Linked DNA regions of Homo sapiens: region 1 is linked to region 2. Evidence: read pairs that join two places in POLR2A ChIA-PET (ENCODE). Cell type or tissue: PC-3. All regions are shown on one strand. Each heading gives the region's core, and the rest is flanking DNA. Links, peaks and the distances in the headings are about the cores only.

Region 1 (16,205 bases), core at 4,134-12,133, 160 kb before region 2:
GCATGTTGGTATGGGTGCACAGTGGTGTGTGTGCATGTTGGTGTGAGGGTGTGTGCATGCTGGTGTGTATGTGTGCATGTTGGTGTGAGGGTGTGTGCATGTTGTGTGTATGGTATGTTGCATGTTGGCGTGTGTGCATGTTGGTGTGAGGGTGTGTGCAGGTTGGTGTGTGTGCATGTTGGTGTGAGGGTGTGTGCATGTTGGTGTGTATGTGTGCACATTGGTGTGTGTACATGTTGGTGTGCGTGCATATTGGTATATGCATGTTAGTGTGTGTGTGCATGTTTGTGTGCACGTTGGTGTGAGTGTGCATGTTGGTGTGAGAGTGTGTGCCTGTTGGTGTGTGTGCATGTTGATGTGAGCGTGTGTGCATGTTGATGTGAGAGTGCGTACTGTTGGTGTGTGTGCGTGCATGTTGGTGTGAGAGTGTGTGCATGTTGTGTGTGCACGTTGGTGTGAGCGTGTGTGCATGTTGGTGTGAGGGTGTGTGCATGTTGGTGTGAGGGTCTGCATGTTGTGTGTGTGTGCATGTTGGTGTGTGTGCACACAATGCAAACCAATATTTGCCTTGGTGTCTTCACTTCCACAGTTCTCAGTTATTTTTAGGGATGACGCACCCCACATCAAAATAACTGGTTATTTTTATGATTGGGTGCATCAATCACATTATGACATATCCCAGGTCTGGAGAAATAGCAGCCAACCAGCAGTCAAGACAGGGAAAGGGAGTAGGATGATTCAGACACAGGGACAGAGGCAGAGGGCAGGGGCCGCGGGGCTGGGAGAGGCTGCTGATTTGATTTAAGTGACTGAGGTTCCTAATAATAGCCCTTGTGGGCTTACTCTGTGCCTGGCACAGTGCTGAACACTTTGCATGTAGGATCCCTTGTAATTTTGCGAGAATCCTCTGAGATAGAGGCTCCCAATATCCCTGTTTCACAGATGAAGATGTTGAGGCCCAAAAGCTAACCAGCGTGCCCAGGTGTTGCATGTAGCGTAAGCAGGTCTGTCTGACTCCAGAACTGCAATTCTTCTTCTTCTTCTTTTTTTTTTTAAAGACAGTGTCTCACTCTGTCAACCAGGCTGGAGTGCAATGGCACGATCTCAGCTCACTGCAGCCTCGACCTCCCGGGCTTAAGCAATCCTCCTGCCTCAGCCCCCTCGAGTAGCTGGACTACAGGACAGGCACACACCACCATGCCCAGATAATTTTTATTTATTTTTTTTTTTGTAGAGACTGTGTCTCACCATGTTGTCCGGGCTAGTCTCAAAACTCCTGAGCTCAAGCGATCTACCTGCCTCAGCCTCTCAAAGTGCTGGGATTACAGGCATGAGCCACTGCGCTTGGCCAAAACCGCAATGCTTTATCATTGCTCCCTTTGCATCTTACAGAGGGAATGTCAGATCTTTCACCTTCTAGAAGCTCCATGTATTTATGCAGTGGGCACTCATTGTGGGCATAGTGCTGTGCAATCTGTTTTTTGGGAGTAGAGAGAAATATGGGGAGAGAAGTAGAAGAGAAGTTTCTGGTTCTAAAATACACAGAGTACGTTTAGTTGGTGAATTAAAATGTTGATATCGGTTGCAACACAATCCATGGATCTGGGCAGTGTAGGATGAACTGCAGTGGAGTTTTTGATCGCTGATGCCTCCGTTCCTCAGCCTCCTGTGTGTCTCACTCATCACCATGTCCCATTCAAATGTCCTTCAAGTTGGTATATGCCTCTGCTCCCCTCCCACCTCCTCCAGCAGCCAGAGTGACCTTTCTAGAAAGCACCTCTCATCATGTCACTCCTTGGCTGAAAACCCCTCAGTGTCATTTCCACAGACTGGTTGTTCCAATCACACTGAGCTATTTTTATTTTTATTTTTTTGCCATTCATTCATTCACTCAGTAAATATTCGAGGATCCATTATAATGTAACAAACTCCATTCTAGGCAATAAACAAGATAGACAAAGTTTCTGCTTTTAAGAAGCTTATATTCCAGTTGGGGGAGACAGATAGTAAATGAATAAACTGGAAAATATCAGAGAATGACTCAGGGCTGTGAAAAAGAATACATCTTTGATATAATCGGGAGTGACTGGGAGGTCAAGGGAGGCTTCTTTGAGAAGGTGACATGTAGGCTAAGGATCGGTGTGACAGGAAGCAAGCTCCTGAAGGATCTGGAGGAAGAGCTTTGCAGATAGGAAGCAACAAGTGACAAGGCCCTGGGGTGAGCTGGTGGGCATAAAGGAAAGAAGGAAGATCAGTGTGGCAGGAGATGAGAGTTGGGGAAGGGTAGAGGTGGGTGAGGTGGGAGAGATGTGGGCTATGCTCTGATTAGGGAGAGAATTGTAGGCAATTAGCAAGAATTTGGATTCTAAGGGAATAGGGAGCCATTAAGGTTGATAGGAGGGGAGTGAAGGTCTGATACATGATTGCAAAACATCCATTGTTCTAGTCAAATGGGTTAGAGAGGAGCTAGAGGGGAGTCAGAGAGACCAGTTGGGAGGCTGCTGCAGTTGTCCAGGTGTGAGGTGAGGGTATTTGGGACTGGGTCACAGCAGTGCTGATGGACAGAATAGATGGATTCCAGGAATGTGCACAGAGGTAGTGTGGATGGGTCTTACTGTGGGGTGGGAGGAAGGAGATTTATCAAGGATGACTCCGTGAAGGGAAAATAAACCATGGGCTACCAGAAGCACTAAGCTAAGGCAAAAGTCAAGCTGGCAAACCTGCCTGCCATTTTATTCCAAAATAAGATAGCTACAAAGATTAAAAAGCGACATACTTCTCTCACAGTTTGTTCCTTGTGGCCCACAAGATCTTTCCCCTAAAACAGTTCTGTTGAATTTCACCCTGGCAATGTAAATGGGTAGCTGATATTCACAGGTGCGGGACAGAAAGTCATCCCTCTGCTTGCTTGAGACAAATGCATATCTGATTGCTTCCTCTGCCCTATTGTTTAGGTAAAAATGCAGATTCACGGAGCCAGACTGAATTGTGTATTTAGTGGAAGGCTGATCAAGAACTCAAAAGAATGCAACCTTTTGTCTGTCATCTACCTGCCCCTTGCCTCTAGTTGTCCCACCTTTCTGGACTGAGCCAATGTACCTCTTACACATGCTGATTGATGTCTCCTGCCTCCCTGAAATACATAAAAGCAAAATCTGTATCCTGACCACCTTGGGCACATGTCATCAGGACCTCCTGAGGCTGTGTCACAGGCACGTCCTTAACCTTGGCAAAATACACTTTCTAAATTGGTTGAGACCTGTCTCAGATATTTGGGCTCACAACTCTTATGTTTTGGTCCCATGCAGTGGAGTGGAAGGCAGTGCTATGTATGGAGTTGGGGAAGCTTGGGACCTTGGCAGGGGTCCAGGTGTGACGGTGGAAGCGTCAGCCCAGGGCATTGGTCTAGGGTCCAGCGTGTCTTCCTCCAGATACCTCTAAGATTTAGCAAAAACGTCATCTCCTCCCAGAAACCCTTCTGACCAGCAAGACATGCTGTGTGTGTGTGTGTGGACAATACTTTGCAGGCTTTATGAGTTGTCTGTTTACCTAATTTTGCTGTGTACTCAGCAGGGATGGGGACCTTGTCTGTTTTGTTCCCTGCTGTATCTCCAGGTACCTGACACTCAGTAGTGCTTTGTGCAACTAAATAGAATTGCTTATAGGAGGAATTGGTGGAGGGGAGGGGCTTCCCTCAAGCATTACGTTTTGACCAATGTGAGGGATAGGGAGGGACTGAAGGATAGGAAAGAGGCCAGCATGCAAGGTGGCAGGAAGAGTCATATTAAGAAAAAGATCCAAACGTGGGCTTAAATGATCTGGGTTCAAACCCCAGCTCTGTTTCTTTCTACCGTGTGACCTTGGCCAACATCCTTTGCTTCTCTGAGCCTCAGTTTTGCCACCAGTTAAAAGGGAATCGTGGTAGCTGCCTAGTAAGTTTTCCCTGGTGGATACATGAGGCAACAGAGGTGGAAGCATCTCAGAGGATGCCTGGGGGAAAAGTAAGTATGTGCCTGAATTCGAATCTGAAAGGTCTGAGCAAGGCTGGCTCCATGCAGCCTCCCCTAATAACGCCACCTGGGTCTTCTCTGGTCACAATTACTGACAGGAGAGGGCTTTGCAGACTGTATCTACTTCATTAAGGATCAGATTTCTCTTTTGCCTTACAGAAGGCATCCACCTACCATTTTACGGAGTGAGAAGAAAAGGTCAGAATTATAGGTGCTTGGAGACTAATTTGCAGTGAGATGTACGAAGTTTAGCAACTTCAAGTTTTTCAAACCCTGAACGTTCTTAATCTCCAAGTCTAGACAAATTGCAAAGTGAGATCACTGGACCAGCAGCAACAGCAACCCCTGAGAACTTGTTGCAAATGCAAAATTTCAGACTTCACCCCAGATCCCAGGTATGGGAAACTTAGGGGTGGAGCCTAACGTTGTTTTAATAAGCTCTCCAGGGAATTCAGATACATGCTCAAGTTTGAGATCCACTAGCCTAGAGCTTCCTTTTTAATGGAGAGAGAATCATAGAATATTCAACTTGAGAAGATCAGCTTTGTCTTCTAGTCCAGGTCATTTGAAATGTGTTCTGGAGGCCGGGCAATGTGGCTCACACCTATAATCCCAGCACTTTGGGAGGCCAAGGCAGGTGGATCATTTGAAGTCAGGATTTTGAGACCAGCCTGGCCAACATGGTGAAACACTGTCTCAACTAAAAATACAAAACAAACAAACAAAAAAGCCAGGCGTGGTCATACGCACCTGTAATCCCAGCTACTTGGTAGGCTGAGGCAGGAGAAATGCTTAAACCTGGGAGGCAGAGGTTGCCGTGAGCTGAGATCATGCCACTGCACTCCCGCCTGGGCAATGGAGTGAGACTCTGTCTCAAAAAAAAAGTGTTCTGTACAACATTGGAGCTCAAGTCCTACCTGCAGGATTTTTCAAAGCTTATAATATGCTAATGTGCTTTTTTAATCTCCAGGGGAGGGTTATAGCATGCAGTCTTTTTCAGATTTCCTTTCAGGACTCATATCCCATGGTACAGTTTGGAAAACACAGATCTAGTCCAATCTCCCAGCAAGTGGACAATTTGAAGTTACCTTCTGTAAATTTCTGGTTATTCAGCCTTTCCTCCAAGTCTTCTAGATACAGGGAGTTGCTGACCTTATGAAGTCATTCATTTCTTTTGTTTCAGAGGAGATCTTGGTAACTATTAGCATTTGCCTTACAGTAAGCTAAATCTGTTTTCCTTTAATTTCCTCTTGGTTTTACCTCTGAGTCCTGGAACCTCCTAGAACAAGTCTAATTCACCTTCTGCCTGACAGCAGCAGGAAGACAGCTGTTCATTCTCCATCTCTTTCCAAGACTTCTCCTTTCTGGTTCCCATCCCATAGACATGGTCTGACTTTTTTAGCTAGTGAAGTATTTAGAAATTGCTTCTTTAAAATTGCTTATTTCCCACGTACAGTTTCAAAGAGTGATTACAAAGAGCAAATGTTTATTATTGAGTTGAAAGGTATCTCAAGAATTTTCTGGTGTGGTGTAGTTTATCTCTACTTCATCTATCTGAGACAGATGGCAGTTCATCCTGTTAATAAAGATCTGGGGGAGATCACACAGTCTTTCTGGTTAGTCTGCTTTGGTGAGTCCAGTGGTTTTGCTCATCTGAAAGCTCCTTCTTGTGCCTAGCCACGTGGTTTACTTACCCTTCCACTCCTAAACTATATTTGCACTTTGCTTTGACCAACCAATTAACTGGCTTTCTTTTTTTTTTGAGATGGAGTCTCGCTCTGTTGCCAAGGCTGGAGTGCAGTGGCGCAGTGTCGGCTCACTGCAACTTCTGCCTCCTGGGTTCAAGCAATTCTCCTGCCTCAGCCTCCCGAGTAGCTGGGATTACAGGCATGTGCCGCTGTGCTCGGCTAATTTTTGTATCTGTAGTAGAGGCGGAGTTTCACCATCTTGGCCAGGCCCATCTCAAACTCCTGACGTCAGATGATCCGCCCGCCGTGGCCTCCCAAAATGCTGGGATTACAGATGTGGGCCACTGCTCCTGGCCTACTGGCTTTCTTCTTATCTCTCATTTACCCATTTACTCATTCATTCCATGCACATTTGAGTATCCATTCTGTGCCTGGTATCCCACAAGATGCTACAGAGCCAAGACTGAACAAGACCAAACTGATCTGCACAGACCTTACAGTCTCTAAGGGAGAAGAGCAATGATCATATAAACACATAAATACACACTTTAAACTTGTGCTGAGTGGACAGGCAGTGGCAGAGAGTAGTGGGGTAGGGACAAATTCAGATGAGATGGTCTAGGAAGGAAGCTTGATGTTTGAGCTGAGAGCTGATATACATAATTTTTTTTTTTTTTGAGATGGAGTTTTGCTCTTGTTACCCAGGCTGCAGTGCAGTGGCGTGATCTTGGCTCACGGCAACCTCCACCTCCTGGGTTCAAGCGATTCTCCTGCCTCAGCCTCCCGAGTAGCTGGGATTACAGGCTTGCAACACCACGCCTGGCCAATTTTGTATTTTTAGTAGAGACAGGGTTTCTCCATGTTGATCAGGCTGGTCTCGAACTCCCGACCTCAGTGAGTTTCACTCTTGTTGCCCAGGCTGGAGTGCAATGGTGCGATCTCGTTTCACTGCATTCTCCGCTTCCTGGGTGCATGTGATTCTCCTGCCTCAGCCTCCTGAGTAACTGGGATTACAGGCACCCACCACCACGCCCAGTTAATTTTTGTATTTTTAGTAGAGACGGAGTTTCACCATGTTGGCTAGGCTTGTCTCAAACTCCTGAGCTCAGGGGATCTGCCTGCCTCGGCCTCCCAAAGTGCTGGGATTACAGCCGTGAGCCATCATGCCCAGCCAAAAGATGTTGTTCTAAATAGATACTAGGGTCTGCTTAAGGGTGGAGGGTGGGAGGAGGGAGAGGATGAGAAAAAAGAACTATTGAGTACTAAGCTTAGTACTTGGGTGGTGAAATAATCTGTACAACAAACTCCCATGACACAAGTTTACCTATACATCAAATCTGCACATGTACCACTGAACCTAAAATAAAAGTTTAAAAAATAAAAAAAATAAAAAATATGTTAGTATCATGGGTAATATATGAGTGAGTGGGACAGCTTGAATGCCTGCTTAGTAAAAAGTGGAAAATACGATTGAAAAAATATACTTCTTTCTTAAATGTTGTTAAAATGGAATAAATGTCAAAATTTATCTGCAAAAAAAAAGATGTTCTAGTAACTTGTCTTTCATAGTCTTGATAAGAAATCTCCTGTCATTCAAGTTGTTGTCCTTTTATCTATAATGCATCATTATTGTTTTTTTAATGGCCGCTTTCAAGATTTTCTTTGGCTTTCAACAGTTTGATTATGATGTGCCTAGGCGTGGTTTTCTTTGAGTTTATCCTATGTGGGGTTTGCTGAGCTTTTAGAATTTGTGAATTTATGTTTTTCACAAAATTTGGGAATTTTCAGCCATTATGTCTTTAAGAGTTTTGTTTTGTTTTTTGTTGTTTTTATTCTGCACCAATCCTTCTTAATTCTCCAGTTAGATCTTTTGAATGTTAGATCTTTTGATATTCTCTAATTGCTCCTTGGGGCTTTTTTAAAGAAATCAATCTTTTTTCCTCTCTGTTCTTTGGATTTGATAATTTCTATTCACCTAACTTCACATTCACTGACTCTTTCCTTTGTCATCTCCGTTTTGATATTGAGCTCATCCAGTAAATGAGAACATTTTCCAATGAATTTTGGATAGTGTATTTTTCGATTCCAAAATTTTCATTTGGTTATTTTTTAATAGCTTCTGTTTCTCTATGAAAATTGCTATCTTTTCATTTCAAGAGTGGTTACCTTTATCTTATGGAGCATGGTCATAATGCCTGCTTTAAAGTTTATGTCTGGTAATTCTAATATCTGGCTCATCTCAGTGTTGCTACCTATTGATTGCTTTTTTTTTTTTTTTTTTTTTTTTTTTTTGAGATGGAGTCTCACTCTGTTGCCCAGGCTGTAGCGCAGTGGCAGGATCTTGGCTCACTGCAACCTTCACCTCCCGGGTTCAAGCAATTCTCCTGTCTTAACCTCCCAAGTAGCTGGGACTACAGGCACCCGCCACCATGCCCAGCTAATTTTTGTATTTTTAGTAGAGATGGGGTTTCACCATATTGGTCAGGCTGGTCTCAAACTCCTGACCTCAGGTGATCCACCTGCCTTGGCCTCCCAAAGGGCTGGGATTACAGGCGTGAGCCATCATGCCCAGCCTGTTGATTGCTTTTGCGTTTGAAAATTGGTCAGGATTTTCCTGGTCTTTGGCATATCACGCAATTTTGGAGTATCTCCTGGAGATTTTGAATATTTTTGTGAGACTCTGGGTTTCCTTCTGGAGAATATTGATTTTTGGTTTGCTTGTTTTGTTTTTCTTAAGCAGTCAGTAGTCTGGTTAGAGTCAGACTGTCGGTGCTGTCTTGTCTTCTATAGGTGGTGCTCCAATGCCAGTTGAGTTCCTAAAGCCTTTGCCATGCTTCTTAGGGTTTATTCCAAGTGTGGGCAGCATTTCACACACAGATTAGGGCTCTCCTCCAGTTCTTTTCTTTTGGAGATAACTTGCACATTATCTGGCTTTCAGGGGCCTCTTTCTCCAGTTCTTTTGGCCAAAAAGATAGGGTTCTGTTAGAGTTTTAGCCTCTTGTCTTGTTGCACAGATCTGAATGACTGGCCTTCTCATTGGCGGTAAAGTGGTGAGAGAAAAGAGAGAGAAAAAAACCCATGGGTGCAATGGACTTAAAGATGATGCAAATAGCAGACACTGGGGACCACTAGATGGGAGAGAGTGGGAGGGAGCAAGTGCTGAACAACTCCCTATTTGGTACTGTGCTAATTACCTGACTGTATTAGCCTGTTCTCGTGCTGCTAATAAAGACATACGTGAGACTGGGTAGTTTATAAAGGAAAGAGGTTTAATGGACTCACTGTTCCACGTGGCTGGGGAGGCCTCACAATCATGGCAGAAGAGGAAGGAAGAGCAAAGGGACGTCTTACATGGTGGCAGGCAAGAGAGCTTGTGCAGGGGAACTCCCATTTATAAAACCATCAGATCTCGTGAGACTTACTCACTACCATGAGACACAGTATGGGGGAAACTGCCCCCATGATTCAATCATCTCCACCTGGCCCTGGCCTTGACATGTAGGGATTATGACAATTCAAGGTGAGATTTGGGTGGGGACACAGCCAAGCCATATCACTGAGTGATGGGGATTATTCATACCCCAAACCTGAGCATCACACAATATACCCCTGTAACAAACCTGCACATGTACCCATGAATCCGTAACAAAAGTTAAAATTATTAAAAAATTAAAAAAAATTCTCATGTACTCTTCCTTACCTTATTCACATAACATTGGCCTCTATTCTGAGCTTCTCAGTCCAAAGGAATGGGATATCTTTTGGGGGCTTTGGTGCCTGTGCTGTTTCTGTGTCATATGAGTGCAGTTTTGTGTCTGGGCTGATTTTGGGACATGGCTGGGATAGAAAAAAGACACACACACATAAAAACCCCAAGGATTCTGCCCATACTCTCCTACTCACAGATCTTCCTTTCCTGGTCCTCTGGCCAGAAATATGGGATACTCTGAAGTGTTTACTCCTCATTTCCAAAGCACAGTTCCTAAATCCTGCCAACTTTTGGCCAAAACTGACAGATGAAGGAAACTCACCACCGCCATAATGGCCATGCTTCAGATGTGGACTCCCCTGCCCTACCCACCTGCTGTCATTGACTTGTAGGAATCCTCAGGTTGTTGCCTTTTCCATTTTTTTTCCCAGAATTTTTGGGAAAGATAGGCTTTGGTGGGCTTGCTCTATCATGGCCAGAGCCAAAACTGGGATGGGTATTTTTTAAGTATAAAATCACTAGACCCTCAAAACAATCCTATGAGGTGGGTGACACTATCCCCATTTTACAGATGAGGAAACAGAGGCTCTGATAAGTGAATCAGGATCTAAGCCCTCACCCGATTGCTGTTGTCGTGCTACTTGGCACCTTGCTCAATGCGTTGACATGATGCAGAGGCTGTTTCCTTGCTTGCCTTATCTCCCCTATTCCACTATGGGACCCTTGGGGTCAGGGGCTACATCCACCTTGTCCTTCATCCATGAAATCAAGAAAATATTAATAACTACCTTGTAGTGCCGTTGTAAGGGTTGAATTAGGTAATATACATATAATATTTAGAATAGTGTTGGGCACACGGTACACTTTCCAAAAAAGGGTGATCATGATCATTGTCATTTTTATTTTTTCCTTGGATATTGAATGCTGACAGCAAAGCAATTGACATAGGGTAGGGCTCAGTAAATATTTATTAAGTTCAGTCCTTGGTGAAACCATTTTTATCCTTAAACACCATGGATCTTACTTTGTTGTTTCTTTTAGAAACCCATGAGCATTTTTTGCGATTATTATGTGTAGTCCCCCATTCTACCCACAGGATGTTGCTATGTGGGGCGGAGGGGTCTAGATGTCCTGGTCCCATTCTTACCCTACAGCCTTTCCTGTTTTCTTCTTTTTCTTGCTCAAGTTGAACTTTTCTCACTTCTCCCTTATCGAGAAATAAGAGGAACTCTGGGTTCAAATTTTGGCTTTTTCACTTAGGAGGTTTGTAGCTTAAAACATGTAAAACACAGACCCCTAGAATCTCATATATACTTTGTGAAGAATAGAGTCTACCCCACAGTGTTGCTGTGAGAATTACAATGAGGTGGTACTCGCAAAATGTCTAGCATAGTTCGTGGCACATAGTAGATACTTTAAAAATATTTGTTTCTGGTTGGGTACAGTGGCTCACGCTTGTAATCCCAACACTTTGGGAGGCCAAGGTGGATGGATCACTTGAGTCCAGGAGTTTGAGACCAGCCTGAGCAACATGGCAAAACCCTGTGTCTACAAAAAATAAAAAAGATTAGCTAAGTGTAGTGGTGCACGCCTATAGTCCTAGCTACTCGGGAGACCAAGGTGGGAGGATCGGTTGAGCCTACAAGGTTGAGGCTGCAGTGAGCCATGATTGTGCCACTGCACTCCAGCCTGGGCAACAGAGTGAGACCCTGTCTCAAAAAAACCTGTTAGTTTCCTCATTAACATTTGATAATAAGATATTCAGCTGCAGTATGAGAGGAGTTACTCTAGATACAGGAGGGGAGTTCTGGTCCAGATACTATTGGCCAGAAGCTGACCAAGGCTTCTAGCATCTCAAAAGAAAGTACCTGCTCCATAGTATGCACTCAATAAAGACATGTGGAAAGAATAATCAACAGAACAATTCGAATTTGCTACCCTATCTCCCAGCATCAGACTGCCCTACAGGGTTGGTAACTAGGGGTGGAACGATGTTAAGCATGAACATCTCTGTTGCTAGTATCTAAACATGCTTAGTTCCACTTTACCCGATGATTTTTTATCAGTTTCAACGGTTTAATTATTGTTTAGACCTGCAGGGATATTTTTAGTTTTGCATTTGTTCTTTATCTCTGGGTTCGGCAGCATCTCCTTTTAGAGATATCCTTTGGAAGCATTGTCAACCTGACGTTTGGGCTCCAGAGGCAGGCTGGGTGCCAGGGAGGGTTAACTGCTAGGGGGACTCATTTGTGTTGGCTTCCTTAGGTCAAGCCAGTAAAATATTTATTGGTGTAAATTTTGTGCCAGGGGCTCAGATGGTTTGAGGATATGGAAGATACCAAGACATGGTCCCTGAGCATCAGGAATTCATCGTCCAGTTGAAGACACAGACAAGTTTACAACTCAAATGCAGTGGGTTTGGTTCGTGAGGGGTGATCATTGGTGCCATGACATTGCACATGGCACTGTCCTCTGGATAAATCCTCAGCTCTCCACTTTGACTTGTCCACCTCTTCTCTGCCTCACTTTCCCCCTTCCCTCTCCCCATCATCTGCACTCTACCTCCTCTGCCACTCTGAGCCTCCTCCGGTGGATCACATCTTTGGACAGACTGGTTCTGGCTGGGACACTTGTCCCTCTTTCTTTGCTTAATGAACCGCCACTCATCCTCCAGACCTGTATTAGTCTGTTCTCACGCTGCTAATAAAGACATACCTGAGACTGGGTAATTTATAAAGGAATGAGGTTTAATTGACTCACAATTCCACATGACTGGGAGGCCTCACGATCATGGCGGAAGACGAAGGAAAAGCAAAGGGACTTTTTACATGGCAGTGGGCAAGAGAGAGCGTGTGCAGGGGAACTCCCATTTATAAAACCATCAGATCTTGTGAGACTTTTTCACTGCCATGAGAACAGTATGGGAAATACTTGCCCCCATGATTTAATTACCTCTCACTGGGTCTCTCCCACAATACGTGGGAACTATGGAAGCTACAATTCAGTGAGATTTGGGTGGGGTCACAGCCAAAGCATATCAAGACCCCAGTGCAAATGTTCTTCCTTAAGGAAACCTCTCCGTAACCCTCAGCTCTGGGTTACATTGCAACAACCTTTATGACATTGTGAGATGTGATTCCTTGTTTAGCGCCCATCTCTTCTTCCAGATGTGTGCTAGACATTGTATGTCCAAGAGAAAGATCATGGGAACCATGTATGTAATTTAAAATTTCCTAGTGGTTACATTTAAAAACATTAAAAAATCAGCCAACATTAATTTTTTATTGTAGGAAAACACACCAAAGTTTACCATTTTAACAATTTTTAAGTGTACAGTTTAGTGGCATTAAACATGTTCACAAGGTTGTATAATCATCACCACCATCCATCTTCAGAGCTTTTTCATAATCCCAAACAGAAACTCCATGGCCATTAAGTAATCTCAGCCCCTGGTAACCCCTATTCTTCCTTCTGTCTTTATAAATTTGCATCATCTAGATACCTTATGTAAGTGGAAATATACACTATTTGTCCTTTTGTGTCTGGCATATTTCATTTAGCATATGGTTTTCAAGGTTAATCCATGTTGTAACATGTATCAGAACTTCCTTACTTTTTAAGGTTGAATAATAATCTGCTATATGGATATATCACATTTTGTTTATTTATTCATCCATCAGTGGGCACTGAGCTGTTTCCAGCTTTTGGCTATCGTGAATAATGCTACTCTGAACATTGGTGTATAAATATCTGTTTAAGTCCCTTCTTTCAATTCTTTTGGGTATCGACCTAGGAGTAGAATTGCCAATTGCTCATTGTGTGTTTAACTTTTTGAGGAATGACATTAATTTTTACAATATATTTTATTTAACCCAATATTTCCAAAATATGATCATTTCAACTTGTAATCCATGTAAAAATTATTAATGAGCTGTATTACTTTTTTCATGATATGTTTTCGTAACCTGCTGGGTAGGGTGTGAATTCTGTGTGGATGGAGAGACTGTGCATCTTCAGATCAAAGTACCTGGTGTATAAGTAGGTGTCTGATCAAAAGATGCATGCACACATTCTGCCTGGGGAAGGGAAGAGAATTACTACTAATGATAGCAACGATAGTGTGTTTGTCTGTTTTCACACCACTATAAAGAAATACTCAAGACTGGGTAATTTATAAAGGAAAGAGTTTAATTGACTTATAGTTCTGCATGGCTGGGGAGGCCTCAGGAAACTTACAATCATGGCAGAAGGCAAAGGAGAAGCAAGTACCTTCACAAGGCGGCAGGAAAGAGAGAGGACAGGAGAAACTGCTAAACACTTTTAAAGCATCAGATCTCATGAGAACTCACTCACTATCATGAGAACAGCACAGGGGAAGCCGACTCCATGATCCAATCACCTCCCACCAGGTCCCTCCCTTGACACGTGGGGATTACAATTCGAGATGAGAGTTGAGTGGGGACATAGAGCCACACCATATCAAATAGTAACAAAGATAGCAGGCCCACTGCTTGCTTGGTTTTTCATGTTCACCCTAAGAAGAGGGTACTTTTATTATTCCCTTTTTAGATGCATGAACTGAAGTTCAGAGAGGTTAAGAAATTTACCCCAAGTCACACAGCTAGTAAGTAGTGGAGCTGGGATTCAAACCCAGCTCACTGGCCCTGCTGAGTTCTACATGCTGTGGCAAGAAGTTATGTTGGCAGGTATTAAATCTAGATGTCTTGGAAAAGCCCCCTGGTGCCCATGCAGTTGTCTGCCTTAGTTAAGAGGAGTTAAAAAGGTTGATAGACGTTTACACAGCACCTTTCTCTTAGAAGTATCCACATTTCTCTCTGCCTCTAGGTCAAGACTATGTGGATAACCTGAGCAAATTGACCTCCTGGCACACCTGGCTCTGAAGGCTTCATAAGCACTGTCTTTGCAGAGGGAAATTGGGAGGGAAACCGGGGCAGGTGCTGGCCCCACTGAATCTGCACAGGGAGGGGAAAGCCAAAGGGATTTGGAAAACCTGCGCCCCAAGTCAGTTGTTGGGAGATAAAAATAGGGCACCTTGCAGCACATAAGGTCATCGAATGCTACTTTTAGCTTTCTTGAATTTGCCAACACAAGAGGTTATAAAACTAATATAATGCCTGTCACTCAAGGGAGGCAGAGCAATAGAACAACAAAGGGTTCTGGAATTAGGAGCGTCTCAGAGGTCATCCCTCTCTAATGTGGCTTTCCTGGTGTGGACTCTCTTGTGCAAGCATGCGTGGGAGCCAGCCTGAGCTGGATGGGCCTCCTAAGCTTCTCACCTCCTTCTCCCTCCCTCAGAGGCCCATGAGAGAGCCCATTCTTCCCAGCTGGTGGAGGCACAGCTGTTTCTCAGAGGATGCAGAGCCAGAAGAGGCAGGATCAAGATAAGGACGACCTTCCACCCTTTCTTCTGGTCACCAGGCCTTCATTTCTCAAGACTATCCATCTAGGGTAGCCCTATGCATGAATAGAATTTTGACTATAGCGAGTTGTCTCCCACTTAATTTCTTGCCTGAATTCAAGGTGCATGATACCAATACTGTTATCCATCATGGCAGCTTTAATTTATGACTGTTCAAGGATTGTTTCGGCCGGGTGCAGTAGCTCACTCCTGTAATCCCAGCACTATGAGAGGCCGAGGCGGGCAGATCACCTGAGGTCAGGAGTTTGAGACCGGCCTGGCCAATGTGGTGAAACCCCATCTCTACTAAAAATACAAAAATTAGCTGGGCATGGTGGTTCACACCTGTAATCCCAGCTACTTGGGAGGCTAAGGCATGAGCCAGGAGGTGGAGGTTGCAGTCAGCTGAGATGGTGCTTGGACAACAGAGAGAGACTTCATCTCAAAAAAAGTAAAGAAGAATTGTTTCATTCCACAAATATTTATTAAAGCAACATATAATTTGTGCATTGAGACAAAAAATTATATTTATTTTAATATTTTTTTGAGACAGAGTCTCACTCTGACACCCAGGCTGAAGTACAGTACCACAATCATGGCTTACTGCAGCCTTGATCTCGCAGGCTCAAGCAATCCTCCCACCTCAGCCACCCAAGTCGCTGGGACTACAGGTGCATGCCACCATACCCTGCTAATTTTTCATATTTTTAGTAGAGATGGGGTTTTTGCTGTGTTGCCCAGGCTGGCCTCAAACTCCTGGGCGCAAGTGATCCACCAGCCTCAACCTCCAAAATGCTGGGATGACAGCATTTTGAGCCACTGCACCTGGCCAAAAATTAATATTTATTTATTGCAAGGCAGTGGGTGATACAGTAGTGAGAAGGTGAGTCCAGGGCTCTGCCTTCTTAGAGCTTATATTCCAGTGGGAAAGATGGATGATAAACGGATAACAACAGTCGATCCTCATTATTTGTGGATTCTGTATTTGTGAATTTGCCTACGGGCTAAAATGTATTTGTAACCCTTAAATCAATACTTGCATTTGCAGAGTGGTAAAAAACTTTGAGTCGCCTGATGTGCACAACCCCTGAGGTTGAACAGGGCAGCATTCTGCCCTCTCATTTCAGCTCTCATGGTGTAAGCAGTGTCCTTTCTGTGGTCTTAAACTGAATGCTAAGTTTTTCACATTTTGTTTGTACTTTGTGTGGGTGATTTTGCTGTTTACAATGGCCCCAAAGCATAGCGCTGAACTGCTGTCTAGTGTTCCTTAGAATAAGAAGGCTGTGTGTGCTGTGCCTTATGGAGAAAATACCTGTGTTAGATATTCTTGGTTTAGGTTTGAGTGACAGTGCTGTGGGCTGTGAGCTCAATGTTAATGA
Region 2 (16,205 bases), core at 3,316-11,315:
CTGTTCCTTAGACCCCAGGGATTTTTCTTCTTCCTCTGCGGGGGAAGGAATCCAAAGCCACTTGAGAATGGTCCTGTTGGCCTGTCCATGAGCACTCCCATGACCCACTTCTGCATGAGTCCAGCAGGCTGAACAACAAAGCAGATGGCAGCATCCTTGGTAAAGCTGCTGGCAGGCCACTTGGTAGGGGACTTGCTGTTGCTTGTTTTGCTAAAGGTTGAATGATGGGAGTAGACTTTATGGAGGATATGTACAACTCTTCTTGTTATGCCAGAATTAGTCTTTGGGTGATGCCAGAGCTGCATTATTTTAACTTCTCATTGAACTACTTCCACAGACTTACACATTGGTTCTTATATTCTTCACTATCAATTAAAGGACATTTTAAGACAATTCCAAGAGTTGTTGAGGATGTTGATTGCTATAGTAACTAGTGTCCTATTGAGGACATATAGGAGTAATTTATTTCTGATGTCAGGAACAGGAAGAGTTCTGATTCTCATGCACTCTTGTTTTGCAGATTATGGAACTAGTGACTGAGTCAGATAACTGCTGTGTTTTCCTTTTTGCTGTGATCACGAGGAAACTCAAAATCAAATCTGTGACCAACTTATTGCAATTGTCAGCATAGATTTTGTGTTCTTTTCTCCCGTTTGGTTTCACATGTTTTTCTTACTCTTGTTTCCTTCTTGTCCAGTTTTCTCATTAGACCACAAAAAACACCTTTTTTTTCTGTAATGTATGAATGTAAGCAGTTTTAAGTATATTCTGACATAAACCAAAGGCATAGAAAGCATTCCAAGATGGCCAAATAGGAACAGCTCTGGTCTGCAGCTCCCAGCATGATCGACGCAGAAGACGGTGATTTCTACATTTCCAAATGAGGTACCTGGTTCATCTCATTGGGACTGGTTGGACAGTGGGCACAGCCCATGGAGGGTGAGCCAAAGCAGTGCGGGTCATCAACTCACCTGGGAAGCGCATGGGGTTGGGGGATTTCCCTTTCCTAGCCAAGGGAAGCCATGACAGACTACCTGGAAAAACAGGACACTCCCACCCAAATACTGTGCTTTTCCCAAGGTCTTAGCAACTGGCAGACAAGGTGATTCTCTCCCATGCCTGGCTTGGTGGCTCCCATGCCCATGGAGCCTTGCTCACTGCTAGCGCAGCAGTCCGAGATCGATCTGCCAGACAGCAGCCTGGCTAGGGGAGGGGCAGCCACCATTGCTAAAGCTTGAGTAGGTAAACAAAGCAGCTGGGAAGCTCGAACTGGGCGGAGCCCACAGCAGCTCAACAAGGCCTACTGCCTCTAGACTCCACCTCTGTGGGCAGGGCGTAGCTGAACAAAAGGCAGCAGACAACTCCTGCAGACTTAAATGTCCCTGTCTGACAGCTCTGAAGAGAGCGGTGGTTCTCCCAGCATGGCGTTTGAGCTCTGAGAACAGACAGACTGCCTCCTCAAGTGGGTCCCTGACTCCCGTGTAGCCTAACTGGGAGGCACCTCCCAGTAGGGGACAACAGACATCTCATATAGGTGGCTCCCCCTCTGGGACGAAGCTTCCAGAGGAAGGATCAGGCAGCAATATTTGCTGTTCTGCAGCCTCTGCTGGTGATACCCAGGCAAACAGGGTCTGGAGTAGAACTCTAGCAAACTCCAACAGACCTGCAGCTGAGGGACCTGACTATTAGAAGGAAAACTAAAAAACAGAAAGGAATAGCATAAACATCAACAAAAAGGTCATCTACACCAAAACCCCATCTGTAGGTCACCAACACCAAAGACCAAAGGTAGATAAAACCACAAAGATGGGGAGAAACCAGAGCAGAAAAGCTGAAAATTCTAAAAATCAGAGCGCCTCTTCTCCTCCAAAGGATTGCAGCTCCTCACCAGCAACGGAACAAAGCTGGACAGAGAATGACTTTGACGAGTTAACAGAAGTAGGCTTCAGAAGGTCAGTAATAAACTCTGAGCTAAAGGAGGATGTTCGAATCCACCACAAGGAAGCTAAAAACCTTGAAAAAAGATTAGATGAATGGCTAACTAGAATAAACAGCATAGAGAAGACCTTAAATGACCTGATGGAGCTGAAAACCATGGCACGAGAACTTCGTGACGCGTGCACAAACTTCAATAGCTGATTCGATCAAGTGGAAGAAAGGGTATCAGTGATTGAAGATCAAATTAATGAAATAAAGCAAGAAAACAAGGTTAGAGAAAAAAGAGTAAAAAGAAATGAACAAAGCCTCCAAGAAATATGGGACTATGTGAATAGACCAAATCTACGTTTGATTGGTGTACCTGAGAGTGATGCAGAGAATGGAACCAAGTTGGAAAACACTCTTCAGTATATTATCCAGGAGAACTTCTCCAACATAGCAAGGCAGGCCAACATTCAAATTCAGGAAACACAGAGAACACCACAAAGATACTCCTTGAGAAGGGCAACCCCAAGACACATAATTGTCAGATTCACCAAGGTTGAAATGAAGGAAAAAGTGTTAAGGGCAGCCAGAGAGAAAGGTCAGGTTACCCACAAAGGGAAGCCCATCAGACTAACAGTGGATCTCTCAGCAGAAACCCTACAAGCCAGAAGAGAGTGGGGGCCAATGTTCAACATTCTTAAAGAAAAGAATTTTCAACCCAGAATTTCATATCCAGCCAAACTAGACTTCATAAGTGAAGGAGAAATAAAATCCTTTACGGACAAGTAAATGCTGAGAGATTTTGTCACCACCAGGCCTGCCTTACAAGAGTTCCTGAAGGAAGCACTAAACATGGAAAGAAGTAACTGGTACCAGCCACTGCAAAAACATGCCAAATTATAAAGACCACTAATGCTAGGAAGAAACTACATCAATTAATGGGCAAAATAACCAGTGAACATCATAATGACAGGATCAAATTCACACATAACAATATTAACCTTAAATGTAAATGGGCTAAATGCCCCAATTAAAAGACACAGACTGGCAAATTGGATAAAGAGTCAAGACCCATCAGTGTGCTGTATTCAGGAGACCCATATCACGTGTAAAGACGCACATAGGCTCAAAATAAAGGGATGGAGGAAGATCTACCAAGCAAATGGAAAGCAAAAAAAAAAAGCAGGGGTTGCAATCCTGGTTTCTGATAAAACAGACTTTAAACCAACAAAGATCAAAAGAAGCCCATTACATAATGGTAAAGGGATCAATTTAACAAGAAGAGCTAACTATCCTAAATTTATATGCACCCAATACAGGAGCACCTAGATTCATAAAGCAAGTCCTTAGAGACCTACAAAGAGACTTAGGTTCCCACACAATAATAATGGGAGACTGTAACACCCCACTGTCAATATTAGGCAGATCAATGAGACAGAAGGTTACCAAGGATATCCAGGACCTGAACTCAGATCTGCAACAAGCAGGCCAAATAGACATCTTCATAACTCTCCACCCCAAATCAACAGAGTATACATTCTTCTCAGCACCACATCGCACTTATTCTAAAATTGATCACATAATTGGAAGTAAAGCACTCCTTAGCAAATGTAAAAGAACAGAAATCACAACAAACTGTCTCTCAGACGACAGTGCAATCAAATTAGAACTCAGGATTAAGAAACTCACTCAAAACTGCACAACTACATGGAAACTGAACAACTTGCTCCTGAATGACTACTGGGTAGATAACAAAATGAAGGCAGAAATAAAGATGTTCTTTGAAACCAATGAGAACAAAGACACAAGGTACCAGAATCTCTGGGACACATTTAAAGCAATGTGTAGAGGGAAATTTATAGCACTAAATGCCCACAAGAGAAAGCAGGAAAGATCTAAAATCAACACCCCAACATCACAATTAAAAGAACTAGAGAAGCACGAGTAAACAAATTCAAAAGCTAGCAGAAGACAAGAAATAACTAAGATCAGAGCAGAACTGAAAGAGATAGAGACACAAAAAACCCGTCAAAAAAATCAGTGAATCTAGGAGCTGGTTTTTTGAAAAGATCAACAAAATAGATAGACTGCTAGCAAGACTAATAAAGAAGAAAAGAGAGAAGAATCAAATAGATGCAATAAAAAAGTGATAAAGGGGATATCACCACCGATCCCACAGAAATACAAACTACCATCAGAGAATATTATAAACACCTCTACGCAAATAAACTAGGAAATCTAGAAGAAATGGATAAATTCCTGGACACATATACCCTCCCAAGTCTAAACCAGGAAGAAATTGAATCTCTGAATAGACTAATAACAGGCTCTGAAATTGAGGCAATAATTAATAGCCTACCAACCAAAAAAGTCCAGGACCAGATGGATTCACAGCCAAATTCTGCTAGAGGTACAAAGATGAGCTGGTACCATTCCTTCTGAAACTATTCCAATCAATAGAAAAAGAGGGAATCCTCCCTAACTCATTTTATGAGGCCAACATCATCCTGATACCAAAGCCTGGCAGAGACACAACAAAAAAAGAAAATTTTAGACCAATATCCCTGATGAACATCAATGCGAAAATCCTCAATAAAATACTGGCAAACCAAATCCAGCAGCACATCAAAAAGCTTGTCCACCACGATTAAGTCGGCTTCATCCCGGAGATGTGAGGCTGGTTCAACATATGCAAATCAATAAATGCAATCCATCACATAAGCAGAACCCATGACAAAAACCACATGATTATCTCAATAGATGTAGAAAAGGCCTTTGACAAAATTCAACAGCCCTTCATGCTAAAAACTCTCAATAAACTAGGTAATGATGGGACGTATCTCAAAATAATAAGAGCTATTTATGACAAACCCACAGCCAATATCATACTGAGTGGGCAAAAACTGGAAGCATTCCCTTTGAAAACTGGCACAAGTCAGGGATGCCCTCTCTCACCACTTCTATTCAACATAGTGTTGGAAGTTCTGGCCAGAGCAATTAGGCAAGAGAAAGAAATAAAGGGTATTCAATTAGGAAATGAGGAAGTCAAATTGTCCGTGTTTGCAGATGACATGATTGTATATTAGAAAACCCCATCGCCTCAGCCCAAAATCTCCTAAGCTGATAATCCACCTCAGCAAAGTCTCAGGATACAAAATCAACGTGCAAAAATCACAAGCATTCCTATACACCATTAACAGACAAACGGAGAGCCAAATCATGAATGAACTCCCATTCACAATTGCTACAAAGAGAATAAAATACCTAGGAATCCAACTTACAACGGATGTGAAGGACCTCTTCAAGGAGAACTATAAACCACTGCTCAGTGAAATAAAAGATGACACAAACAAATGGAAGAATATTCCATGCTCATGGATAGGAAGAATCAATATCATGAAAATGGCCATGCTGCCCAAAGATTCAATGCCATCCCCATCAAGCTACCAATGACTTTCTTCACAGAATTGGAAAAAACTACTTTAAGGTTCATATGGAACCAAAAAATGGCCTGCATTGCCAAGACAATCCTAAGCCAAAAGAACAAAGCTGGAGGCATCACGCTACCTGACTTTAAGCTATCCTACAAGGCTACAGTAACCAAAACAGCATGGTACTGGTACCAAAACAGAGAGATACACCAGTGGGACAGGTCTCAGAAATAACACTACACATCTATAACCATCTAATCTTTGACAAACCTGACAAAAATAAGAAATGGGGAAAGTATTCCGTACTTAATAAATGGTGCTGGGAAAACTGGCTAGCCATATGTAGAAAGCTGAAACTGGATCCCTTACACCTTATACAAAAATTAATTCAAGATGGATTAAAGACTTAAATGTTAGACCTAAAACCATAAAAACCCTAGAAGAAAACCTAGGCAATACATTCAGGACATAGGCATGGGCAAGGACTTCGTGACTAAAACACCAAAAGCAATGGCAACAAAAGCCAAAATAGACAAATGGGATCTAATTAAGCTAAAGAGCTTCTGCACAGCAAAAGAAACTACCATCAGAGTGAACAGGCAACCTACAAAATGGGAGAAAATTTTTGCAATCTACCCATCTGACAAAGGGCTAATATCCAGAATCTACAAAGAGCTCAAACAAATTTACAAGAAAAAACAACCCCATCAAAAAGTGGGCAAAGGATATAAACAGACACTTCTCAAAAGAAGACATCTATGCAACCAACAGACACATGAAAAAATGCTCATCATCACTGGCCATCAGAGAAATGCAAATCAAAACCACAATGAGATACCATCTCACACCAGTTAGAATGGCAGTCATTAGAAAGTCAGGAAACAACAGATGCTAGAGAGGATGTGGAGAAATAGGAACGCTTTTACACTGTTGGTGGGAGAGAAAATTAGTTCAACCATTGTGGAAGACAGTGTGGCGATTCCTCAAGGATCTAGAACTAGAATTACCATTTGACCCAGCAATCCCATTACTGGGTATATACCCAAAGGATTATAAATCATGCTACTATAAAGACACATGCACATGTATGTTTATTGTGGCACTATTCACAATAGCAAAGACTTGGAACCAACCCAAATGTCCATCAATGATAGACTGGATTAAGCAAATGTGGCACATATACACCATGGAATACTATGCAGCCATAAAAAAGGATGAGTTCATGTCCTTTGCAGGGACATGGATTAAGCTGGAAACCATCATTCTCAGCAAACTAGTCACAAGGACAGAAAACCAAACACTGTATGTTCTCACTCATAGGCAGGACCTGACCAATGAGATCACTTGGACACAGGGAGGGAACATCACACACTGGGGCCTATCGGGGTGCGGGGCTGGGGGAGGGATAGCATTAGGAGAAATACCTAATGTAAATGATGAGTTGATGGGTGCAGCAAACCAACAAGTCACATGTATACCTATGTATCAAACCTGCATGTTGTGCACATGTACCCTAGAACTTAAAGTATAATAATTAAAAAAAACCCAAAGGCATAAATAAGTAAATGTATAAATGTGAGATATTGTTATGGAATTTAACTGGTATTCACCTCTGAGTGTTCATTGGTATCTACCATGTGCGAAGCACATTATCAAATTTGCATTATGAAATTTAAAGCAGAGGAAAATGAGGCTCAAAGAGGTGGGGTAGCTTCCTCTGAGCCTCATACCAGCAGCTGGCAGAGTCTGGTTTTCATGTCAGCTCTGACTGTTAATACCTGTGCTTTGAGTCACTACCTTAAACTTCCTCCATTGGAGTGCATGCCTACCTCAATATGCTATAATTTTAGGGCTATTTGTCTTTCTCCCAGACCCAACAATGCATTCCAAGAGGGCAGTATTCATGCTTTCTTCTTATATTTCTTGCATTCAGCACCATATATGGAACATAAAAGAGGTTCAAGAAATATCTATTGAGTGTGTAACAGCTTGGATGGGTTTGGGAAATTATCTCTTCTTATTCCTAAAAGTGGAGTAAATGACATTTCTAAACAATTCAAGATGCTGGAAATCCCATTGAATTGAAGCTTTATGGCACAGAGTGGATCTGGAAGTTTTGTGCAGCAAAATCTCTCCACAAGATTTTGTGTGGAGAATCTCTCCAACCAGTGTGGGTTAGATCTGGTGTTACCTTTGTTTAAGTCAGTGGAAGGTGTTAACATGCACATCCTGCTTGACCTTGTCTTCCAGGGACAGGAAAAAAAAAACCTTGATAACTAAATTGCACAACACTCAAATTGCACAAATAGGCTCATTGAGAATAAGATGCCAGTTGAATAAAGTAACTTTTATTGTCTTATCAAAGAGGTTCTCTGAGATAGACTCTTTCTTTTGCTTTGCAGATGTTTTGAGTACAGAGTCTGTGAAGGCTGATTGTAAATTTCAACAGTGTTGACTCTCTGAGTTCTTGAATTATGTAAAATAAGATGCAGGAAATGATGATTTAATCCTGAGTGAATCACATTCCAAATCCTGGATTCCCAAGAGGATTAGGCAGTTTTCCACCATACTTAAACAAAAAAAAAATATAGAAGTGCAGAGAGATGTAGAGATATGCCTAAAGTCACATTGGGAGTCACTGATGAAAATGGTCTCAAATTCTCCCATCAACTGCCCCATCAAGAGTTTGCCAACTGTTGCCATCCTGCTTGTGAGGTCAAAGCAGTTACATAACTTTCATGTGCTCACTGAGATTATTCCTTAGCTCCCTAAGTTAATGTAATAGGATGTGCAAATGCATCCATAAGGTGCCCATGGAATGTGGATGGTCCCTTTATCTTTCATCCTTTGCAAATTTTTGTTGTGCAGCTACAGCATGGAGCTGTAGGAGACAGTGGTAGAGGTTGGCTTGTGGGGAGAAGGTCTGCATTATGATTATTATTTTTATATTTGGTTTTGAAATTTTTAAAAATATGTTTTATTTTGAAATAATTTTGGGCTCACAAGAAGTTGCAAAAATAGTATAGAGTTCCTATGTACTCTTCACTTAGTTTCTTCCAATGATATTGTCTTACATCATCACTATATATTACCTGAACAAGAAAATGGCATTGGTATAATACCATTAACTAAATTACAAGAGGAGGTCTGTGTTGATGACATGCATTTATATGTGGATGCAATCACTAAATTCTTGCTCTGTACCAGCCCCTTTTCATGCCTATATCATTTAAATCCTTGTAACAACCCTATGAAGCACATACTATATTTATCCTCATGCTACTGATGAGGAGACTGAGGCACAGAGAGGTTAACTAACCTGCCTATGTGAATGCAGCTAGTAAGTCGTGGAGTCAGCCAAAATCATTCCAGATCCTGTGCTTTTAATCTTTCTTCTCTACTGCTGTATTATTCCATTTTCACACTGCTGTAAATAACTGCCAGAGGCTGGATAATTTATAAAGAAAAGAGGTTTAATTGACTCACAGCTCTGCATGGCTGGGGAAGCCTCAGGAAACTTAGTTATGGTGGAAGGGGAAGCAGGCATGTCTTACATGGTGGCAGGTAAGAGAGAGCATGTGAAAGCACAGGAAAAACTACCATTTATAAAACCATCAGATCTCATGAGAATTCATTTGCTATCATGAACAGTATGGAGGAAACCACCCCGATAATCCAGTAATTTTCCCCTCTTGACACGTGGGGATTACAATTCGAGATGAGATTTGGGTGGGGACACAGAGCCAAACCATATCAACTGCCTCCAAATTCAATAATAAAATTCCTTAGAAGTGGAGACTCAGATTATATATCCTCTAATATTCCCACAGTAATTTACAGATGGAAGGGGCTTACTACATGTTTAGGTTTTGTTTTGTATGTATGTAGTGAATATATAAGCAGAATCAATGAAATATGACTAGAATGGTCTCTCCCTGCTTTCCCAGAACTTATTGTTAAGTCTAAGTCATGATAACTAGGAATGGCGTAATCAGAAAAAAAGAAGAATGATAAATACCCACACATTGGTTATTGGTCACAGCTCACAGAGAAGTGTCTTGACCTACATTTGAGCCATGTAAGCAGAGAATGAGTTCACTCTTCCAGTCTTTGCTGCTGATATTGGAGCTAGGGAGAAACCTAATTCATCTCTATCAGGGCACAGATATCTGCTCACTGGGAGCTCTAGAGTGCATAAGCTTCAATAGTGGTAAACTCACAAACTATTTGTGCTGCATGTACTTCCATAATGTCTGTATTTCTTTTTGTTTCCTTTGTGTTTTTCTTCTGTCAGCCATAACACAAATGTGTGGTCCCTAAGCAAACATCAACTAATGGCAGGCAACAGGAGGTCACTCAGAATGGTGTTTGGGGATGGTGAATTGAGATAGAAGCAGGAACTAATATAGGATAAATTTGTTTCAGTTTAACAAATAACTCCTGTATATCCACAATGGGGCAGACCCTTTGCTCACCACCCAGGGTCTAGGAGCCCATGGAATATGACTCTGACTCCCAGGAAGCTCACATATGATGAAGGTGGTTTTGTAGGGAGAAAAAGCTTTTAGACGTGGGTTCAGATCTTGGTGTCCTTATCTTTCACCAGCTGATTAACCTCAGGCAAGTCTTTTAATCTCTCCAATTCTCCATTTTCTCATCTCTAAAGTGAGGCTAATAATACCTACATTAAAGATCAACTATGATAAATTAAAGAAGGCAGATGTAAAAGACCACACACTGTAGGGTTTCGTTTGTTTGAAATATCCAGCAAAGGCAAATATATGGAGACAGATAGTAGATTAATGGTTGTCTGGGGCTAGAGTTGGGAATAGTGAGTAACTTTTGTGCAAAGTGTCTTCTTGGGGAGATGGACATGTTCTAGAATTGGATTTTGATGATGGTCACATTTCTGCAAGTTTACTAAAAATGATTGAATTGTGCACTTAAAATGAGTGAATTTTATATGTACATCATACTTCAATAAAGCTGTCTTTATAAAAAGTATCAATTTTGAGGCTCACATGAGATGATTAATTGGCCTCATATAAGGCATTGTGACATACTGTATATGTGTGTGTTGTTATTAGTATTTTTAACATTGAAAATTAATGTTAAAAATACTAATAACAACACTCACATATACAGTATGTCCCAAATGTCCAACAATGATAGACTGGATTAAGAAAATGTGGCACATATACACCGTGGAATACTATGCAGCCATAAAAAATGATGAATTCATGTCCTTTGTAGGGACATGGATGAAGATGGAAGCCATCATTCTCAGCAAACTATCGCAAGGACAAATAACCAAACACCACATGTTCTCACTTATAGGTGGGACTTGAACGATGAGAACACATGCACACAGGAAGGGGAACATCACACACTGGGGCCTGTTGTGGGGTGGAGGGAGAGGGGAGGGATAGCATTTGGAGATATACCTAATGTTAAATGATGAGTTACTGGGTGCAGCACACCAACATGGCACATGTATACATATGTAACTAACTGGCACGTTGTGCACATGTACCCTAAAACTTAAAGTAGAATAAAAAAAAAAAAAGAAAATTGACTGTTTCCTGTGGCTGACTGCACACAAGAAATGTTGCCAGGAAAGAGCTATTGCACCAGGTTGGTAGCCTGCCCATCTAGCAGACAGCATTGTAGTAATTCTCAAGGTCTCCTAGAAGGTTTCTTGAAGGTGGGAGTTATCTTTGGATCTGTGTCCCCCTAGGGTCCTGCAGAAATTTCTGCTTCCAGAAATGGTGAGTTGTTTTGCTGTAGACCAATCCTCCTACCAAGAATAACTGGAAAAGCTGGATAAAATATATTTTTAAAAATGTTTGAAGGTATTATCAAGCTACCAAGGAAGTGAGGGCTTGAGTGTGGCCACGTATTAGTCCGTTTTCATGCTGCTGATAAAGACATATCCGAGACTGAGTGATTTCTAAAGAAAAAGAGGTTTAATGGACTCATAGTTCCATGTGGCTGGGGAGGCCTCACAATCACGGTGGAAGGTGAAGGGCACGTCTTACATTCTTACATGGTGGCAGACAAGAGAGAATGAGAGAACCAAATGAAAGGGGTTTTCCCTTATAAAACCATCAGATCTTATGAGACTTATTCACTACCATGAGAACAGTATGGGGGAAGCCAACCCCATGATTCAATTATCTCCTACTGGGTCCCTCCCACAACATGAGGGAATTATGGGAGCTACAATTCAAGATGAGATTTGGGGGGTGGGGCACAGCCAAACCATATCAGGCCATGACTCCAGAAAGAAAGGAGGCACAGAGGAAAGAGCCCAAAGTTCAATACTGCATTTCCTCTCAAGATACTTGCTAATTCCAAAATGGCGGCTGAGAGACTAAGAAGCTGAATAGAACTTCCTGCATGTCATGTTGCTGAGGGACAAATGTTGGTGCTCAAGTTCCATCAAGCAGAAGGGGACCTTGGTAAATATCAATGTGTCCAGTAGGGACTCTGAGGGGCTACACTCTGAGAGTAAGGGTAAACTAGAAATAGACCAGTGCTTATAAAAATGAAGTCCAGTATCAAATCTGCTCAATCCTTGATTGAATTAGTGTTATTTTCCTCTTTTCTAACTGCTTGCCAGAAGGAAAATTTAAATCCTCTGTGGAGAAAGATAACATCATCCAGAAACACAAATTATCTCCTCAAATTTTTATGCCCAATTTTAAGAATTCAATAAAAAGTTACCAGAAATATTAGGACATAAAATGACATGACTGAAAACCAGGAGCAAAAATCAGACCCTGAAGAGATCCAGATATTTGAGTTTATTAAACATGGACTTGATCTTCTTTTATCATAATTTAATTTATTCTTAATTCTTGTGTTCTGGGATTTTCCAGAATTGGGAGCTATCTCCTCAACTCGTCTAGGTTTAATCTGGGTTTTTTAAAGCAACACTATTGAGGTATAGTAAATTATACTCATATATAGTTGGATAAGTTTTGGCACGTGCATACACGTTTATAAATGCTACCACAATGAAGAAACAGAACTTCTAATCACCTCAAAATGTTCTCTCATTCCCTGTGCAATCACTTCATCCTCCTAGACCCATCAACTACTTATCTGTCTTCTATCACTATAGATTACTTTACATTTTCTGGAATTTCATATAAATTGCTTCATACAGTATATACTCTTTTGCATCTGGCTTCTTTCATTCAGCATTATGCTGTTGAAATACATCCATGTTGTTGTATTTATCAGTAGTTTGTTATTTTTAATTGCTGTATTTTATTATAAGACATGAACTTTAATTAATATGATTAAGATATATAAGACATTAGATGACTAGATAGAGAATTACAGCAGAGATCTAGAAATTATAAAAAAGTCAAATGAATATTTCAGAACTGAAAAATTCAAAAACTGAAATGAAGAATTCAATACGTGGGTTTAATAGAAGATCAGACACACTTGAAGAGAGAATTAGTGAACTAGCGGAAGGATTAGAAGAAAATACCCAGATTGAAACAAAAAGTAGAGGGAAAGATGGAAAATACTGAAAAGAATGTGTGCAACTCATATAGGACCCATTGAAAAGGTCTTTTTGATTGAGATTCCAGAGGGAGAGGAGAGGAAGAAGGAAGAGAAGCAAAATTTGAAGAGATAGTGATCAAGAATTTTCCAAAAGAGACAAAAGACATCAAGCTTTGGCTTCAAGGAGTGCCTTGAACCCCAAACAAGATGAATGCAAAGGAAACCACATCCACAAACATCTTCATAAAACTGCTAAACCCAGTGCCTTGAAATGAATTTCTGGTTAATGCAGGGCTCCTAGCTTTTGTTCATTACATTAATGCACATATGAATGAATGAATGAACAAAAGAATGAAAGAAAGCAAGGAGAGAAGGAAGAATAAAAAGATGAATCATGGAGCCTGGCTTTCTATCCAAGAATTGCCAGATATTTCAAGTTGTTTCCTAGGAAGCAGAATCTGAGAAAGAAATGAGCATATCAGAAGGTTGTTAGGGAACACTGTTGGAATCAACAACAAGGGGAGTAAAGGAAGCAAGGTTGGGCAGAAGGAGAAGTTGGGCTGTGATACAGTCTCAGTAAAGACCTCATCCAACCTCACAGTGTGCTCAGGAGCTGAGCTGGCAATGCAGAGTTGTTCTGAATTGGGACAAAAGGCACAGGTCTTTATATGACCTCACTGACCAGTATTTAGTAGTGGGCTGACCCCAAGGAGAGAGTGATTTTGGGCAAGGCTGTTTTCTTTAGTCAAGGGCAGGTACTTGGAAGGGATATCTGGATGGTGCCTCACATCTCCAGAGAAAAGAGCAGGCATAGGAACCCAGCATCCCAAGTTCTGTAGCCTTCTGAAGTTATTTAGTTATTGAACAGCCATGCGAAATAACTTAAACTCTCAAATATGTGAATGGAGAAAACGCAATTCCTCATAGGCCTTGTGGGCTGGACAGCTACTTATAGTGACTTTTGCTGATCTTTTTCTTCTCTTTTTTTCCAAATTGATTGATTGAGTCATCATTATTTAAATATTTATAAAAATATTTTCAATTTACTAGGCACTAAAAGTTCCTTCTTTTTAAAATCTGTTTTTTTTTTTTTTCGAGACAGGGTCTCACTCTGTCACCCAGGCTAAAGTGCAGTGGGTGGCATGATTATGGCTCACTGCAGCCTCAACCTCTCAGGATCAAGCAATCCTCCTCCCACCTCAGCCCCCCAAGTATCTGGGACTATGGGCGTGTGCCACCACACCTAGCTAAGTTTTGTGTTTTTTTGTAGTGGTGGGGTTTCACCATATTGCCCAGGGTGGTCTCGAACTTCTGGGCTCAAGTGACCCACCTGTCTCAGCCTCCCAAAGTGCTGGGATCTGTTTAAAATCTGTATGTATTATCTGCTGCATAACAAATTATCTTAAAACTTACTGGCTTAACAAGCAATACACATTTATTATCCCACAGCATCTATGGGTCAGGGATTTTGGAGCAGCTTGGCTGGGCAGTTTTGGATAAGTGTCCCTCATATCCAGTCAGTATGTCGCTTGGGGCTACAGTCTCATCTGAAGGCTTGACCGAGGCCGAAAGGATCCACTTCCAGGATGACACACTCATATGGATGGCAAGTTGGTGCTGGCTTTTGGCAGGAGACCTCAGTTCCTCTCTACATGAATCTTTCTATTGGTCTCCTTGAGTTTCCTTATGACATGGGAGCCCTAGTTTCACAGGAGCTAGTCACCATCTTTTCACATTGCATTGGCTCTCATCTTTGTCACTAGGTGGACATAGTAATAAGCTGATTGTGTCATAGTCATGAGCTTACTGAAGACTGAAGACTTGGAGATGGGTAGGTAATGGGGGCTGGTAGCAAAGAAAACAAAGCATTTAACATTGGTTGGCAGATGTCATCCTTCCTCAAGGTTTGAGCTAATGGGCAAGATTTAACTCCTGTGCCTGAGCTTCCCCAACATCTTTAAAGCACTACACATTTTTCTAGACAAAAGAGGAATCTGATGTGTGTGTGTGTGTGTGTGTGTGTGTGTGTGTGTGTGTGTGTAACTGAAGAGAGAAGGGAACATGCTTCCTCAGGACTCTGAGTGTGTCTTACCAGGAGAAGAGAGTGGGTGCTCACCTCTACCATCTTACAAAGATTCTTGCTCCCAAAGTGGGTAGACTAGACAGGAGAACACCCTAGGGGCCAAGGGTACCCTGGATATCTCCAGTGTGGCTGTGGTGAGAAGAGAAGGGACGGCATCCTAGGTCTCTGAAAGATAGAGCATGGAATAGATTTTCTTTTAAGACAGTTTTTTTCCCTCAACTGCCATCATTATAATCAAATTCAGTCCAAGTCTTAGCACATCAAAAAAGATGTCAGGACAAAAAACAGGGAGCAATTCTTTCCAGGCTCACATATTAATAGAGAGATAACACTCAGAGAATATCAAAGTAAATTCCAGAGGCAATGGTGACATTTCCAGAACAAACATTAGTTAAACACTTATGAACAATCGTCAAAATTATTTCACAGGCGTAAATTAAAAGGCAGTCCTGTAATGTTGATTCATTTTCCTCTCCCCAAGTTTCCACAGCTGAATGCACAAAAGTATGACAGAAAACTATTAAGGGACCTTTCTCCACATGGAGATGTCAATGGCCTCCCCTTTTATCTTCTGTTAGGTTCCTTTTTCAACCAGATTCATCATTTACTCCTAATAGTGATATTAAATTCACATTTTATCAGCTAATGAACTGGAGTTCTGAACAGCCCACCCAGGGAGATATGGTCCAGAAAGTTTCAGAGCACTTTCCATTTAGCCCAAACAAATCCAATCAATTCTTAATTATTCATTTGTATCCTTCCATGTATCTTATCCTTAGAATAAACTTTCTCTAGATTTTAGGACTCACTCCTTATTTAAATTATAAAAAGTAATTTATGCTTATTGCAACAAATTAAAACAATACACAATTATATAAAGTAAAAAGGTCACATTCTGCCACCAGAATATGTCCACTTAGAAACCAGTCTGGGTACATCCTTTTTAAGTTTTTTTCTGTACATATAGTAGTGTTCTATTTATTTAAATAATATGAAAATATGTCTTATTCTTCACCTTGCTTATTATCACCTACCACTATATTAAATATATTTTTTAGTATCAGTACATATATGTATATGGCATTAACAACATGTAATATTTCATACTGTGGATGTACCATCATTTATTTATTTGCTACCCTATTTTGCTGAACTTTTCACTGTCTCAGCACCACAATGGCTTGCATATAGATCTCTGAACATCATGCTAATTGCTTGAGCTTGCCTCAGAATACAGAGCCTGAGGC

The links. ChIA-PET counts read pairs that join two places held together with the same protein. Peaks named below come from ENCODE experiments on the same cell type or tissue, not always from the same donor. Only the 100,000 strongest peaks of a DNase experiment are listed, where the experiment ranks them.
Region 1: POLR2A ChIA-PET joins it to region 2 with 6 read pairs; 2 of 35 experiments call an interaction of 5 or more read pairs at or near these places.

Annotation. Positions count from the first base shown.
Region 1 is chr12:117,777,200-117,793,404 of GRCh38, reverse strand. The region is part of intron 3 of KSR2 (kinase suppressor of ras 2); the gene reads left to right. Among named protein-coding and RNA genes, the nearest start is that of KSR2, 180 kb to the left of the region's middle. In PC-3, for the core only: no CTCF peak of the experiment used is centred there; no DNase peak of the experiment used is centred there.
Region 2 is chr12:117,613,926-117,630,130 of GRCh38, reverse strand. All of the region lies in intron 5 of KSR2 (kinase suppressor of ras 2), which reads left to right. Among named protein-coding and RNA genes, the nearest start is that of NOS1, 260 kb to the right of the region's middle. RefSeq lists enhancers at 643-1,143, 1,144-1,644. In PC-3, for the core only: no CTCF peak of the experiment used is centred there; DNase peaks (open chromatin) are centred at 7,170 and 7,870; H3K27ac peaks cover 649 bases.